Linked DNA regions of Homo sapiens: region 2 is linked to region 1. The links are chromatin loops, found by intact Hi-C in ENCODE. Cell type or tissue: stomach. All regions are shown on one strand. Links, peaks and the distances in the headings refer to the core of each region. The heading gives the core; the rest is flanking DNA.

Evidence for each region. Hi-C counts contacts between places; a loop is a spot of excess contacts. Peaks named below come from ENCODE experiments on the same cell type or tissue, not always from the same donor. Only the 100,000 strongest peaks of a DNase experiment are listed, where the experiment ranks them.
Region 2: it touches region 1 in a loop (4-fold over the local background); 87 of 110 quality-filtered maps call a loop at or near these places.

What each region holds. Positions count from the first base shown.
Region 1 is chr17:78,109,043-78,117,358 of GRCh38, forward strand. It overlaps TMC6 (transmembrane channel like 6), which reads right to left. Exons shown (of 20, transcript NM_001127198.5): 18 at 8,227-8,305; 19 at 4,506-4,582; 20 at 1-4,169. The coding sequence ends at 4,106. Among named protein-coding and RNA genes, the nearest start is that of TMC6, 16 kb to the right of the region's middle. RefSeq lists an enhancer at 3,549-3,608. In stomach, for the core only: CTCF peaks have their summits at 3,740 (motif pointing right) and 3,939; a DNase peak (open chromatin) is centred at 3,759.
Region 2 is chr17:78,251,393-78,259,708 of GRCh38, forward strand. It overlaps LOC105371910 (a long non-coding RNA gene), which reads left to right. Exons shown (of 2, transcript NR_164160.1): 2 at 1-1,099. It also overlaps the pseudogene THA1P. Among named protein-coding and RNA genes, the nearest start is that of LINC01993, 23 kb to the right of the region's middle. RefSeq lists enhancers at 2,011-2,729, 2,730-3,447, 2,998-3,267, 6,572-6,621, 6,632-6,951 and 2 more, silencers at 2,818-2,967, 7,362-7,411 and cis regulatory regions at 5,165-5,623, 7,123-7,711. In stomach, for the core only: no CTCF peak of the experiment used is centred there; DNase peaks (open chromatin) are centred at 1,179, 3,209 and 7,349; H3K4me3 peaks cover 1,813 bases; H3K27ac peaks cover 969 bases; H3K27me3 peaks cover 1,561 bases.

The DNA.
Region 1 (8,316 bases), core at 244-8,243:
GGTCTCACCATGTTGCCCAGGCTGATCTCGAACTGCTGGGAATACAGGCATGAGCCAGGTGCCCAGCCTTTGTTGTTGTTGTTGTTGCTGCTATTTTGGCAACATCACGGCAGAACGGTAAAGGCAGAAAGCACAGTGCCCAGCAGCTAGCAGTGTGGCGTGCCAAGAAGGCTGTTCCAATGGGGGAGAAGCCAGCAGACACAGAGGCATCATGGCGAGCCCCGACTGAGTGTTCAGTGAAGAGGGAAAACAGAGACAGTGGGGCATCCCGAGAAGATCCTCTGCAGGAGTGCGGTGTCTACGGATGGACCAAGAAAACCTACGCAGGATCCACGTGGAAACAAAGCTGCTTAGCTCTGCATATCAGTGCTTCTCGGCGGAGCTGTGGCTGATGGGCTCCTGGTGCAGGACTGGCCCCTGAACAGCACAAGTGTAGTATGCCTGGGCCCCAGGTCATCATGAAAACCAGAAGCAGACACTCAGGAGGCTGAGGCGGGAGGATCACCTGAGCCCAGGAGGTCGAGGCTGCAGTGAGCTGTGATCGTGCCACTGTGCTCCGGGATGGGCAACAGAAAGACCCCATCTCAAAAAAGCAGAAGCACATTTCCGAAGCCCCCCAAGCCCACGGGCGTGAGTGCATGCATGCGTTTGTGACAGCCTGGTGCTCGGATGGGCCCAGAGCAGGGGTTCTCAACCTTGGCCCATTAGAATTACCTGAAAATTTTTAAGATAATTCACATCCGGCCAGGCATGGTGGCTCATGCCTGTAATCCCAGCACTTTGGGAGTCCGAGGCGGGCGGATCACCTGAGGTCAGGAGTTCAAGACCAGCCTGAGCAACATGGAGAAACCCTGTCTCTACTAAAAATACAAAATTAGCTGGGCATGGTAGCACATGCCTGTAATCCCAGCTACTTGGGAAGCTGAGGCAGGAGAATGGCTTGAACCCAGTAGGCGGAGGTTGCGGTGAGCCAAGATCGTCCCGTTGCACTCCAGCCTGGGGAACAAGAGTGAAACTCCATTCCAAGAAAAAAAAAAAAAATTCACATCCAAAATTTTAAAGATAATTCAAATCCAAATCAACTCAATCAGAATCTCTCGGGGTGGGCCTCAGGCACCAGTGTTTTTTTGTTTGTTGGGACAGGGTCTTGCCATTGCCCGTGCTGGATTCAAAACACCTGGGCTCGGCAGGTGTTGTGGTTCATGTCTGTAATCCCAGCACTTTGGGAGGCCGAGGCGGGCAGATCACTTGAGGTCAGGAGATCTTGACCAGCCTGACCATCATGGTGAAACCCCATCTCTACTAAAAATACGAAGATCAGCCAGGCCTGGTTGTATGCACCTGTAATCCCAGCTACTTGGGAGGCTGAGGCAGTGAGCCGAGATCATGGAACTGCACTCCAGCCTGGGCAAGAGCAAGACTCTGAAAAAGCAAATAAACCGAAACTCTTGGGCTCAAGCAATCCTCCGCCTCAGCCTCTGGAGCAGCTGCAATTACAGACAGGCGCCACCACCTCCAGCAAGTACCAGTGTTTTTAAAACCTCCCTGGTAGATTCCGTTGTGCAGCCCAGGCCGAGAAGCATCGCGGAGTCTTGTCATTCAGCCTGAAAATAGCATCAAGTTCCCATCCACTCGAACAACAGTTTGTAGATCTTAGGCTGCTCTCATCGAGCAAACATGGCCTCCTTGCAACACCTCAAATGGGTGCCAGGCATGGTACGCAGCACACAAACTGTGTCACTTGATACAGCGGCCCCATGAGGCGAGGAGCTGGGAGGTCACAGAACATGCCCCAGGGCACCCAGGGACACACTGAAGCCCAGGCCTCCAGCACGCAAGGGCTGCTCTGAAGAAATACGGGAGGTCCTCACTGGAGGGTCTGGGGCCACACGGTGGGTCCGGAGACAGAAACGAGGAGAGGACGGGCTCACCCAGCCGTGGGGCCGCGGGCTGGACATCCAGTGGGAGTGGGAAGCCGCCGTCTCAAGGCAGAATTCCCTCTCTGGGACACCTCGGGTTTTGCTCTTAAAGCTTTCAGCTGATAGGATGAGGCCCACCCACATTCTCAAGGATGATCTTTAGGTGAAATCGACTGTAGGTGTTCACCACATTCCAGCAGCACACGATCACAGCAACACCTCGGCCCCTCTCGATGAGATCACTGGGCCCCACAGCCTGGCCTGGTTGACACGAAAGACTGACTAGCACACACGGTAATTCTCCAGAAATATCCAGGCCAAGTTCTTCCACTTTCCTGTCATAAGCAGCTAGTACTGTCCTTTGTGAGGCTGGCAAGATGGGCTCAACAGGTCACAACCAATGATCATGCTGGCAAGCCAGCAGTGGCAGGCGCACGTCCCCAGCCAGAGAGGGACCGTGATGGTTTGGAGGACAGCATCTGCACAGATAGGGGCTGGAAACCCTACGTCGGTCCCTGTGGACTGTCACGTCACTTTCTGGACTGCCCACGCAGCTTCACCCAGCAGCACTCGCACCTGAAGATGCTGCCACAGTTGGCTGCCCAGAATCAGCACCAGCTACTTGCTGAGGCCCAGAAGCACCACTTGGCTCAGATCCACCCAGATGCCAACTCTGTCGGGCCCCTGTGGCAGCACCCAGATGTCTGCAGAGCACAGGAGCATCCCCATGGGATTGGGTGGGCTAGACCCAGCGTGGGGGTCTGCTAGCAGCCAGTGGCATCTCCATCTGGGTCTGACCCTTTTCTGGGCCCATCGCTCTTTGACCATTTCCCCACCTGGGTTCATTCCCCCAATCCCAAGCGCAGCTCCTGCAGGCCTGGAGCCCTGGGCTGTGACAGGCTGGTCCCCACAAGCCTGGAACCCTGCGCCGTGACGGGCTGGTCCCCACAGACCTGGAGCACTGGGGTCATGACGGGCTGGTCCCCGCAGGCCTGGAGCACTGGGGTCATGACGGGCTGGTTCCCGCAGGCCTGGAGCACAGGCTGACGGGCTGGTCCCCACAGACCTGGAGCACTGGGGTCATGACGGGCTGGTCCCCGCAGGCCTGGAGCACAGGCTGACGGGCTGGTCCCCGCAGGCCTGGAGCACTGAGGCTGACGGGCTGGTTCCTGCAGGCCTGGAGCACAGGCTGACGGGCTGGTCCCCACAGACCTGGAGCACTGGGGTCATGACGGGCTGGTCCCCGCAGGCCTGGAGAACTGAGGCTGACGGGCTGGTCCCCGCAGGCCTGGAGCCCTGGGCTGTGATGGGCTGGTCCCCGCAGACCTGGAGCCCTGGGCTGTCATGGGCTGGTCCCTGCAGACCTGGAGCACGGGGTCATGACGGGCTGGTCCCCGAATCCCTGTGCCCACCCCCCACAGCCTACGGTTTTCGGTATCCCACGGGCTCCTCAAACTCAGCCCAGTCAGACCCAGGATCACCACCCCCCAGCCAGCTGCTGGCAGCCAGAAGCAGGGGGCCAGCCCCACCTCACCAAGCCCTGTTCGCCTCCAAGCACAGGTGCTGGTTACCTATGCCTGGGAGGCAACTGTCCCCACAACTCATTTGCAACTGATATGTCTCCCCTCCAAGTCCCTCTCTAAATTTGTCTCCTGCTCCAGTAGATGCTACAGCATCACCCAATGGTTGACGCATCGCTCTGGTCACAATCCGTGCCTGCTCGGCTCACTTGTGCAGGTGTAAGCCCCTCCTGGGCGCGAGTTCAGGCTGGTCAAAGGCAGCAAGCGAATCAAGCCCTGGCGCGGTCCAGCCCCTGCCATCTGGGGCTTGGCCAGCAGAGGGCGCCCCCACTCCAGCTGAGGTTCCCAGGACCCAGACCTGCGCCTGGAGGTGGCCCCAGGGCAGCGGGAAGCAGGCCCCGGGTGTGGTCACAGACACAGAGCCCCAAGGGACAAGCCCATTTGCAAAACCCCTTTAATCAGAATAAATAGAGTCCCAGGCAGGGCAGAGTTCATTGGGGATGCCCAAGCCGGATTCACCCACCCTTCCAGCTCCAGCCTAGGCGCAGCTGCGGCTTTCGAGAGGCGAAACTGTCTTCCTTGTCCTGGTGTCCCAGCAGGGTCACTGGGAGGCAACAGTGTGGTCTCAGGGTGCTGGGCGGGCCCGTGAGGCCCATCGCCGTCCCCCTAGGCATCCTGTTCATCTGTGAGCAGGGCAGGGGGTGCCGCAGCCTCCTCGGTTGTCCCAACCCTGCCAGAAAGAGACATCACTGAGGGGACCCCATAAACATCAACATCCCTGCAACCTGGCTGGGCGCAGCCAAGGCCCGGCGAGGGACAGGCCAGACGCCCCACAGCCTTTCTCCTGAGATGTATTTTAGGTCCCTGTCAAAATGGCCAGGCTCCGGAGGCCAGAGAAGGCTCTAGAGAGAGTGAAGGTGGGCGCCGGGGGGGAGATTTTTGTAGGTCAAAAGCGGTCAAGTGTCAGCAATGTCGTGGTGTAGCCCCAGTGGCAGCCCTACTGTCCAGCCCTGGCCCCTCTCCCCTCCAGGCTCAGAGTGTCCCCAATCCCTCCACGGACCCTCACCTGCTCCTCTCCTCCCTCTCCTTCCTCTCGTAGATGGAGTGAAGCTTGTTGATTAAGAAGATTTTGTCCTCACCCTCCTAGAAAGGCCAGAACACAAAGGGGAGGAGAAATCATCCATCAGCCCATCCAGAGCCATCCTGTTCCAAACTGCATTTGAGGGAAAACTCACGAGGTGTATTCAACATCGCAAGCAGCAAAAACATAAAAGAAAAGGTGAAAGGGCCACCAAACAAGGACAAGGAAAAACCAAGAGCCAGGAAGTGGGCGTATGTGTGGATCTAAGCTTCCTAGTGGCCAAAGTGAAAAGGGAAATGTAATCAGCAGCCCAGAGCCAGCCTGACTCAATTTAAAACCAGCCCTGCCACGTACTGGCTCTGCCTTGGGTTACTAACTCTGTGACCTCAGTGGCAGCATCTGTAAAGGGGGATAATAACACAAGGCACAGGGTTTACATTAGTTTCCTGCTGCTGTCGTAACGAACTGTCATCAACTTCGTGGCTTAAAACACCACCGGTTTCTCAACTTTCAGTTCTGGAAGTGAGAAGTCCAAAATGAGTCTCACTGGGCTCCAGTCAAGCATGATCAGGGCTACATTCCTCCCGGAGGCTTCGGGGGAGAATCCTCTTCCTCGCCTTTTCCAACTTCTAGAGGCCCCTGGCTCTCAGCCCTTTCCTCCACTTCAAAGCCAGCAGTGGCTGCTCAAGTCCTGCTCACGTGGCACCACTCTGACCCTGACACTCCGGCCTCTGTTTTTCACCTCTAAGGACCCTGAGATCACGCTGGGCCACCACGATAATCTAGGGCCATCTCCTATCCAAAGTCAGCTGACTGGCAACTTTAATTCTACCTGCAATCGTAATTCCCCAGCCACGCAACGTAACGTATTCACAGGCTCCATCCAGTCTTAGGACGGGGACATCTTTGGGGCCAGTACTGGACTGACCCAGGGCTCTTTCGACAATGAAATGTGACAAGCAGAGGGGGCACTTAGCAAAGGATCTGGTGCACCGAAACACTGATCATCAGTGCCTGGGTCAGACCGGGATTCCCCGCCCGGAGCTTCACACAGAGAACAGGAGTTCTGTCAAGAGCCACACGGATTGGCTCTGGGCACCTGGCAACCTGGCTCAGCCTAGGAGGACCACTTAGAATACCTTCAAGGAGAGACCATGGGCCCCTTAAGCAACAACCTAAGTAGCTTCTATCGAGTTGCTGATGAGTATGGAGGGGCTGTGCACTTGAGCCATGCCGACCTGCACGGGGAAAACTCAGACCGACAGCCCCAAAGACGGGTCAGAGCTCGGCCTTGGGTAGACACCACAGCCAGCATCCGCCTGGAGAAAGGTCCTTCCCATCCCAGAGCAACGGTGGGTAGAGCTGGGATTCTCCCAGCACCACTCTGCATTCCCCGCCCGGACCCACCTGGCCCTACCTGGCCCCTGGGGGCTCTGAAATGCCACCCAGTAGGGCAGGAGCCATTCCCCACTTCCAATATCTACAGCCAGACAACCACCGCAGCCGAGATGCCAGGCTTTCAGCTCTATGTGGTGAAACGGGAAAGGCAGGAGATGGGACAGTGTGTACTACAGTGTTTACAACCCAAGCAATGTGGGAGCCGTCCCATGAGTGCTTGGGACGAGCTGGGACGAGCTGCCTGGAGCCCTGGATCCTGGCACCAACTAGCCAGCAGCAGGGTCACATGGCTGCCGAGGCCCACTGGCTGCACCCCGCCCTGCCCTCGCCTTGGCAGACGCCAGCCGCTGATCCCCACAAGCGCCCCCCTAGCCCTGGTGTGGAGCATGCCTAAGGACACTGGCACTCACCAGCCCCAGAGTGAAAACCTGCAGGAGGACAAATGGCAATGGGAGGGGATGGGGAGCCCTAGGGGGAGGGCAGAGCCCAGCAGCAGGACGCAAGCCTGGAAAAGCCACAGGACCTGCTTCACGGGGGGCCGTTCCCCAGGGGAGGGGCCTCGGGGAGGAGGCCAGGCTGGGTAGCCCGGGGGGAAAGTGCCTTGTCTCCAACTTGGTGGGTGCCCAGTGGGCAAGGAGGTCCTCCTGGGCAGAGAGGAGCGAAGGGAGTGGGCACAGGGGCGAAGGGAGTGGGCACAGGGGCGAAGGGAGTGGGCACAGGGGCGAAGGGAGTGGGCACAGGGGCGAAGGGAGTGGGCACAGGGGCGAAGGGAGTGGGCACAGGGGCGAAGGGAGTGGGCACAGGGGCGAAGGGAGTGGGCACAGGGGCGAAGGGAGTGGGCACAGGGGCGAAGGGAGTGGGCACAGGGGCGAAGGGAGTGGGCACAGGGGCGAAGGGAGTGGGCACAGGGGCGAAGGGAGTGGGCACAGGGGCGAAGGGAGTGGGCACAGGGGCGAAGGGAGTGGGCACAGGGACCAGCTGCCGGGTGGACAGTACTCCTGGGGGCTGCCTCTCCGGTATGGGGTCCGACCCCCTTCTGCAACTCACTCCCATGACACAGCATGAGGGCCTCAGCAACTCGCTCTGTCGCCCGGGCTGGAGTGCAGTGGCGCAATCTGGGCTGATTCTCCTGCCTCCGCCTCCTGAGTAGCTGGTACAGGTGGACGCCACCACGCCCAGCTGATTTTTGTACTTTTAGTAGAGACGGGGTTTTGCCATGATGGTCAGGCTGGTCTCGACCTCCTGACCTCAAGTGATCTGCTCACCTCGGCCTCCCAAAGTGCTGGGATTAGAGGCCTGAGCCCCCATGCCCAGGCTTTTTTTTTTTTTTTTTTATGAGACAGAGTTTCACTGTCACCCAGGCTGGAGCGCAGTGGCACAATCATAGCTCACTGCAGCCTCAACCTGGGCTCAAGCAATCTCCTCCCTCAGCCTCCCAAGTAGCTGGGACTACAGGTGCACACCACCACACCCAGCTAACTTTTAAAATTTTTATAGAGACGAGGTTTCACTCTGTTGCCCAGGCTGGTCTCGAACTCCTGGGCTCCAGCCATTCTCCCACCTTGGCCTCCCAAAGCATTGGGACTATAGGCATGAGCCCCACCACACCCGGTCAAACATTGTTTTCTTCATAAAAATGTTTTGGCCAGGCACGGTGGCTCATGCCTATAATCCTAGCACTTTGGGAGGCCAAGGTGGGTGGATTGCCTCAGGAGCTCGAGACCAGCCTGGGCAACACAGTGAAACTGCATCTGTACGAAAAACACAAAAAAGTAGCCGGAGTGGCGGCAGGCCCTGTACTCCCAGCTACTCGGGAGGCTGAGGCAAGACAGTTGCTTGAACCCAGGAGGCAGAGGTTGCAGTCAGCTGAGACTGTGCCACTGCACTCCAGCCTGGGTGACAGAGCGAGACTCCGTCTCCAAAAAAAAAAGTTTTAAGTCCTAACTCTCAACCTTAATCCACCTGTTTGTAAAATGAGTGAAGAGTCCATAGGGACCCAAAAATCCTCACAGAGACTGTCTAAACCCTCAGCGGGGCCACACCCGGGGGCTGAAATCACACCCCACCCCCCAGAGCCCTGGTCCCAGTGGGGCCCTGCGGGTCCTTGGGGATCAGGAGCCTGGCTCTGTCTCACGGCTACTTCGTCACTTGATCTGAAGTGCACGTATTGATCAGGGTCACTTGTTTGGCAAACAAACCCTTTCACCAGCCAAGGCCCACAGGAGATGTACAGGGGAGTGGAGGGGAGCGTCACCCTCAGGTGACCTGAGAGGGTGGGGGCTGAGAGCAGCCCAGGAGGGGCACTCACATTGCTGATCTGCTCCTTGAGCAGGCAGATGACCTTGCGCTGGCCCCGCACCACCTGGATGTTGAGGTAGATCACGGCCCTGCGGGAGAG
Region 2 (8,316 bases), core at 4-8,003, 140 kb after region 1:
AGCAGTGACACATCACTGAGACAGAAGGAGGGCAGGTCTTGGCATTGAGTCTGGAGGCATGTGGCCCTGCTCAGCGTGGCTAGGCTGAGCCCTAAGGCTACAGTCAACTCACAAATGCCTGAGGCCGGCAAGGAAACAGCACCTTCAAGACACCTCAGTGCTACGTGCCAGAAGACCATCCCATTAAACACACAAGTCTAGGATAGCTGTGCTGCGCTGGGAATCGCTGGGCCACACCCAGCCTGCACACCTGCGCCTGGAGGCCCCTCCACAGAGCATCGCCTGCTGGAGAAGCTGCTGCAATGCTGCTTCTTGGTGGACACGCAGCCGAGGCACCTGCAGTCGTCAGACCCTGGCAGGAAACAGACGGCACACACACACTGGGAAACTGGCAGTGTTTAATCATGGGACGGTTTATAGAGGGGAGGCAGGAGCAGGGAAGCCCGGAGAACAGGCCTGAGGGGTGAGAGGAAGGTGTGGCTGCAGGAACCCGGAGCCAGGGCTATGTGGAGAGGTCCCTGACGCTGGCCCAGAGGCCCTGGGGACCCTCGGAAGAGGAGCTAGGGAGGAGCAGACCTGCAGCCCCCACTGTCCTCCTCCCCCATCTCCTTCCAGGGCTCCCCACCAACCCAACAGAAATGGAGGAATGTGGTCCATGAGTGTCAGAGCCCCCCCATATGCACTGAGGACCTGCTAGGCAGACAGAAGTCGCCCTGCGCTCACCAGAGATGAGGTTGGCCATAGTGTTGGAGGGCACAAAGAGGGTGCGCCCCAGCCCTAGCAGCTCCACAGCCATTTCTTGCAGCTCTGCGGAGGGACAGGGAAGCCGCTGTGCTTGCACACTCGGGTGTCAGCACCGTCCATGCTGCTTTCCCTGTGTCACTTGGGCCAGAGCACGCCCTGAGCCCAGGTGAGGCCCCTAGCCCGAGGCTCCGGTGAGCAGCTGAGTGGGTTTGGAGCCCCATCCACCAGCTGCACACTCTGTGGGCTTAGCAACCACACATCCAGCCCCACAGGGCCCTCAGTCAACTCTGCACCCCACCTACCCTGGGCCATGGCCTCTCCCCGCTCCCCCCAAGAACCTCTCTTGTGGTTTGAACCTGTCCCCGGCAGACCTCACACCTGTCTCACTTCCTTTCCCCTCAGCCCTTTGCAGGTGGGGCCTGTGGTTTCTCTGCTGACTTCCTTTCCTCGTCAGGAGGGATGAGTGGGGGGCTGGACGGGGTGTGAGGGTGCAGCTGGAGGGTGAGGAAGGCTCCCGCTCTTGCTGTAAAGCCCACTGTGGTCCCCCCAACTGTGGCATCAAGTCCTTAGCATGACACTCAGGGCTGGAGTGACCTGGCCTCTGCCCCCCCTCCTCAGAGCCTCCTGCACTCTCCACACCTGCCACATCCCCACCTGCGCCCTGAAGACCTTTCTCACCAGTCTGCTTCTGCTCCTGAAGACCCCTGCCCTGTGAGCCGGCGCTCCCTTCCCTGCCTGGGATGCTTCCACTCAGCCTGCAGGAGGGCTCCTCTGTGAAGCCCCCTTCCCCGTGAGCCACAGCCTCGCCCCATCCTCTGCTTCCCAGGGCACCCTCTCTAGACTCCCATCAACTCAAGCGCCTCCCCAGCCTCTCCTTGAGCGGCAGTGACTTGTTGACATGTGAGGCTGCCTGGGAGCATGGAGATCAGCATCTCCAGCAACGCTGGGCAGCAGCTGGATACATGCTTAGCCCCAGCCATCCCTTAACCCCTTAGCAGACGGGCCCTCGGGATTCAACTGGTGACCCCATGGCTTGTCCTGGCCTAGCTGAGGGGTGTGCACACCCCAACAGTCAAAGTGGTTCACTATGGCAACTCACAACCCAGGGCTGGGGCTGGGGGTCGCTGTACCCTGGAGACACTCCCTAGGTTATTAGAACCCACTCCTTGCGAGGTGCAGCCTGTAGAACCTGCCCCTTTCTACATCTATTTTCCATTTGCCTTCTGTGGGGGAAGGCAGTGCAGGAGAACAGTTGTGGGTTTCAGAGTCAGAAGACCCGGGTTCAAACCTTGGTTCTGCCATTTACTAAGTATGGGGCCTGGAGCGCCTCCCTCCACATCTCAGAACCCTCCTCTGCAAGACTGGACATCACCCATCTCAGGGGGCAGCTGGGTGACAATGCAGGACACACACAACCACCTGGTGAGCCTATAGAAATGCAGGTTCTTCTCGGCAGGCCATGTGAATCTGCATTTCTTTTATTTATTTATTTTTATTTTTATTTTTTTTTTTTTGAGATGGAGTCTCGCTCTTGTCGCCCAGGCTGGAATGCAGTGGGACGATCTCAGCTCACTGCAACCTCTGCCTCCCGGGTTCAAGTGATTCTCCTGCCTCAGCCTCCTGAGAAGCTGGGATTACGGGTGCCCACCACCACGCCCAGATAATTTTTGTATTTTTAGTAGAGATGGGGTTTCATCATGTTGGCCAGGCTGGTCTCGAACTCCTGACCTCGTGATCCGCCTGCCTTGGCCTCTCAAAATGCTAGGATTACAGGCTTGAGCCACTGCGCCCGGCCGGAATCTGCATTTCTAACTTTCAGGTAACAGCAGCACGCACGCAGACGGCAAGCCTATCCTGTGGCAGGTGTTCATTACACCCATTTATGTCGGAGGTTGCAATTTTTTGAATTTTTGCCATCAGACCTTGGCGATGACCTTGAGCAGTAGGACATAAATACCTCCCAGATGCTTAGCGTTCCAATAATGGAACACTAGGCATAAATGGGTTTTAAGCGCCAAGGGAGCCACTTCCCCTGCGTCCCAGACCATCACGGACAGCGCTCCGCTGCCGCCTCCACGACCCCCGGCCTGCACGCCGGTCTTCGCCGTAGTCGTCGTCCCCCACGACCGCCTCGGCCATGACGCACCTCATGGCCGGCCCGGGCCTGGTCACCTTGTCGCTGCGCAGGCCCACCACGTAGGCTGCGACCCCCGCGCTCCCACACCCCGCCCGGAGCGCCCCATGTACCGGGGCCGCCGCTCGGGCCAGTCTGCGGAGCATGGCGCGGGCAGCGCCCGACTCCCCACCCCGGCGGGAGCTGCTGACTCCTCTACTCCCCAGCGAAGGCGGCGAGAGCGACGTGGTCGGTGCGGCCAGAATTCCTAGAGCTGGGAAGCAGCCGCCCTGGGCCGGGGGTCCAGGGAGCGAGCCCCGTGGCACGCTGGGAGTTGTAGTTCGCGCTCCCTCGCGGCGGGCGTGCGCGAGCGTCTGCGAACGGGCCCCGTGGCACGCTGGGAGTTGTAGTACGGGCTGCGTCGCGGCGGAGAACCAGCGAGCCCGTGATGCTGAAGCAGAAGGTTCTGCTCATTGAAGGAGAAACCGAGGCCGAGCGAGTGTGTGTGTGTGTGTGTGTGTGTGTGTGTGTGTGTGTGTGTGTGACAGAGTCTCGCTTTGTCGCCCAGGCTGGAGTGCAGTGACGCGATCTTGACTCACTGCAACCTCCGCCTCACAGGTACAAGCAATTCTCCTGTCTCAGCCTCCCGAGTAGCTGGGATTACAGGCGCGCGCCACCACGCCCAGCTAATTTTTTTTTTTTTTTGTATTTTTAGTAGAGAGGAGTTTTCACCATGTTGGCCTGGCTGGTCTCGAACTCTTGACCTCAGGTGATCCACCCGACTTGACCTCCCAAATTGCTGGGATTACAGGCGTGAGCCACTGCACCCAGCCCTGGGCGAGCTTTTATAACACAGACGCTCATGTGGCACTTGCCATGTGCCAGGCTCTGCCCCAGGCCCTTTGCAAATGTTAGCTCAGTTAAACCTCCCAACGACTCTAGGAGACAAGCACTATTGCTATCCCTGTCTTGCAGATGGGGAACAGGAGACGCGGAGCTAACGGACAGCTGGAGGCCACTTGGGTAGGAATTGGTCCGGGCGGGGTACCGCTGTCTCCAGAGGGCAGCCCTAAATCACTGTTTCATGCTGCCCCTAAAACACAGCTTCCCTCGTTTACCATCTTCAGTATTGATTTGTTGAGCAAGTTCGGTGCGCCAGGCAGTGTCCAGGTGTCCAGGTGCCAGGCTGGGGGACAGGGCTATGTCTCCAGCCGGGTTCCAGTCTAAGGGGAGACCGCTAAAAGAATGCGTGGGGAGCCCCTCCTCCATAGGCCCCTGCCCCTGGGTGGACTGCCTCCATGGGGGCAGGGTGGTGCTGAAGTTCAAGCCAGCTGTGTGGCCTTGGACAAGCCATGTAGCTTCTTTGTGCCTCGGTTTCCTCAACTGCAGATTGGGCTGTTGTGAGCATTCAGTGACTGGATATGTGTTTGGTGCTGACCCCAATGCCTGGCTTGCTGTAAGCTCAGGGTGGTCACCCCACTGTGGCTGTTTTTTAATTTTTTAAGACAGGGTCTCACTCTATCCCCCAAGCTGGAGTGCAGTGGTGTGATTACAGCTCAGTGCATTCTTGACTTCCTGGGCTTGGGTGAACCTCCCACCTCAGCCTCCCAAGTAGTTGGGACTACAGGCAAGTGCTACTATGCCTGGCTAATCTTTCTGTGTTTTTCGTAGAGACAAGGTCTTGCTGTGTTGCTCAGGCTGGTCTCAAGCTCCTGAGCCCAAGTGATTCTCCCTCAGCCCCACAAAGTGCTGGGATTACAGGCGTGAGCCATCACGACCTGCCCAGCTGTGGCTGTTATTATCATTGTCGTTACTGATCCCAGCTTGGAACTCTGAGGGCCCGGGGGCTTTGGGGTGAACTCTGACACAGTCTAGACTGTGGGGTGCCCTTCCCCCACACAGGGAGCACAGGCACCCATTGCCACTCAGCGGCTCCTCTTCCTCTTTCTGTCCCCCATAGGAGAAAGATCCAGGAGGGGCCACAGCTGCTGGGCCAAGCGTCTGGTGAGGGTGGCCCTTGGTGAGGAGGACACCCATCCTAGATCAGTCATGGCCAGGCCTTTACCACAGGCCAGCTCCAGGTCAGGCCTGGGGACTTAGGGCGAGCAGAGGTGGCCTGCCCTCCAGAGCTCAGGTCCCAGGGGTGGGGGACAAGATGCTGGCCGTGAGAGGATGGCAGCGAGGAAGCAGCTCTAACAGTCCCAGTCCAGGCAGCAGGGCAGGCTTTTTGGAGGAAGCAGTGATTAGGCTGAGCTTCGAAGATGGAGCCGACTTTGGACAGAGGGATAGCAGGGGTGAAGCCTCTGGGTAGAGAGGAGCTGCTGCGTTTGTGGCCCTGAGGGCCAGCGTGGCTGGGGAAGTGAGCAGGGGTGGGGATGGAGCCCAAAAGCTACATCCGGGGCCTGATGACCTCTCAGGGGCTCTCCATCTCTCTTCCTTCAGCTTGGTGGGAATTGTAAGTACCCGCAGGGTCAGTGGTCCCAAGGACACCCATGTGATGGACAGGCTTGCTGCCTTCCCCTCCCCAGAGCCCTTCTGGGCCTGACCCACAATCTGCACCAAATTCCTGCCCTTAGAAAACAAGCCCCTTATCTCATTGTCTGGCTCCAGACCTTCTGCTGGGAAGTAGGGGGCGGGGAACGGAGGCCTCTGTGGGAAGGAAAGGAGGTGGTCTGGCGGGGCAGGGACTGGGGGCAGGGATAGCAGCGCTCAGGGGAGAAGGGGGACAAACAAATGGACCCCCGGCCCCTCGAGCTATGGCAGAATCACAGAATGGCCTCCTGTTTGCCAAGCTTCGCAGTCTGCAAAGCCTGCCCTCTGCAGCTTCCCTGCCAATGGTCCCAGCGGCTTTGCAGTGGAAGGATGGGCAGGGAGGCTGGGGTCACAGAGGCCCGAGGACCCTGCCCGAGAGGCACAGCTGGTCACCCAACAGGGCCTTTCTCCCTTTCTCCCAAATCAGAGCTGTCTCCCCAGATAGGTGGCCTCTCCCTGGGGGAACCTGGGGCAGAACAGTTTCCTTCTTCTGGGTCCTCCTATCTAGTCCCCGGGTCACCTGGGCCAGCCCTGCCTTGTCCCAGTGGGGTCTGACAGTGTGGAGGAGCAAGAAGGGTGGGCTCTCACACGGAAAGGTGCAGTGAGGCCTGTGGCAGGTGGACCCCATGACCCCAGCTTGGCCTCTGGGGGGTTGTCTGGGCTCCTACATGTGTGTGTGTGCATGCGTGTGTACATGGGTGTGTGTGTGTGTGTGCATGTGTGTGTGCGCACGTGTGTGTGTGTGACCCTGGCTGCAACTGAGATCTGAGTTGTCTTGCTGGTAAGCTGGGGACGGGCCGCAGTTCCCAGGCTGGGATGAGAAGCCCAAAGCCCTCTGTGGAGCCAACTCTACTTGCCCCCACCCCTGTCCCAGCACTGACCCTCTTCCCTCCCCTCTCTGCAGTTCTTCTTGACATTCTCACTAGAAGGGTCACCATCACTGGAGGTCCTGGGGTCATCTCCTGCCCCAACGCAGGCTGGCCCCACCCCCACATGCCAGCTGCTCCCTTCTCTCCTGAGCCCCTGCCCCCCAGGACTGACCCCTGCAGCCCAGCCCTTCCCAAACTTCTGAGCTCCTCTGTCCGTGGGTGCAGTGGGGCCCCTCGGCGGGGCTTCCTCCCTGGCCTCTGTGGGATCCAGCCCTTCTGCCTCCCAGACGCCTCCCCGCCCCACACTCTGGCTTGCAACACTTCTGTTCCCGAATGCGCTGGCCTCTCTTTCACCCCGAGACCTCTGCACCTGCATTCTGTCTGGAAAACCCCCAACCGTCGGCACGCATCCCTGGTCACCACCTTCTAAGTCTTCAGATCTTAGCTGAGACGCCTCATTCTCCATGAAGCCCTCCTGGCCCAGCCCAGTGGGGGATGGAGGTAGCCCTCCTCCTGTGCTGCCTATAGCACCTTTTCTTCCCACTGCGCACGGGTCACAGCTGCCTGTTTACTCCTCTGACTTCTCCGTGTGGCTGATGCCCTGTGCCTGCAGGGCCCAGACGCCCTCCTCCTTTGGTGTGTCCTGCATGCCTAGCCCAGTGCCAGGACCACAGGACTCAGTAAACACCAGCCAGGTGACTGACAATGGAGGGACATGTGGTTCGCCATCCCCTGCCCCTGGGACCCCCCAGGCAGAAGTGTGCACACCCCCCAGGGTGTGAGACCCCTGTGCAGAAGGACATGGCGAGGATTCCAGAGGAACAGGGGCTGGCCTGGCCTCAGCCTCTCAGAGTCAGGTCTGGGGGTCCTGAAGACAGCCCCCTCCCTGGCCTTCTTGAGAGATTTGCGGCTCCCCTGAGCAGTGGGAGGCCACTGGGCTGGCTGGAGGGGGCCTTGCGACATAAGCCCCAGGTGGGCTGCCTTTCACGGCGCCCCCGGCTCCCTGGCACCCGCCCAGGCGCAGGCGCTGGGGTGTGGGCACACACTCACATGCTGAGTTCAGTGTGCGGATTCCTGTAACGCTGGGCTGCTGGCAGGAAGTGCGCGCCGGGGAGGCTGCTGCTGGGAACCCAGGGCTGGCCCCGCTGAGATAAAGGGAGGCAGCAGATCGCAGCTGGAGATAGCGGCCCTGGGTCCTGGTAAACAGGTGGGGGGGGTGGGGGGGGGGAAATGTCCTTTCCATCCCATCCTCTTGGCCCTGAGCCTGCAGGATCTATAGCGCCCTAGCCTAAGCCCAGCCCCGATAGCTTGGGATCCAGAGGGGAGTTGTCGGCACTGCCATCATCATTCCCAGCCTGGGGGACTGGGTGGCAAAGGACAGGGCGCTGGGCCTGGGGGCCTGGCTGGGCCCATGGTGGGCATGCACTTGGCCCACGTGGGGGCCACTGGGTGTCAAGGTCATGTGTGCTGTTGGGAGGGTGGGAAGGGGAAGGGAGGGAGCTCCTCCAAGCCCCTGCACTTCCCCAACTGGGACCCCCTAGTGGGAAAGATGTCCCTCTCCAGGTTCGCCTTCAGCACCATCTCCGGAAATCCAGAGTGAGGTGCCATGAGGGTGCGAGACCGGGAGAGAATGGGGGGTGGAGTGAGGGGGGCGTGAGGGCTGTTCCCCAGCCAGGTGCAGAGCAGGGGGGCTACAGAGCTGGGGAGACCCTGTGCATGACTTCAACAGGAAGCCACAGGATGTTCACCTGCACTCCATCAGCTCACCGTGGGCTAGCGGGAGCTCGGCATGGCCCATCCCCAGTGCCCAACACAATGGGCGCTCAAATACACTTGCTTGTTTAAAAAATTAAGAAATTTACCACGCATACAGAAATGCTCATGAAGCATATTTGTACAGTGTTATGAATAAATACATATAAAATAAACTCCCGTGCCATAGCCACTCAGACCAATAAATAGTCCATGGTGGGGCGTGGTGGCTCACGCCTGTAACCCCAGGGCTTTGGGAGGCCAAGGCGGGTGGATCACCTGAAGTCAGGAGTTCGAGACCAGCCT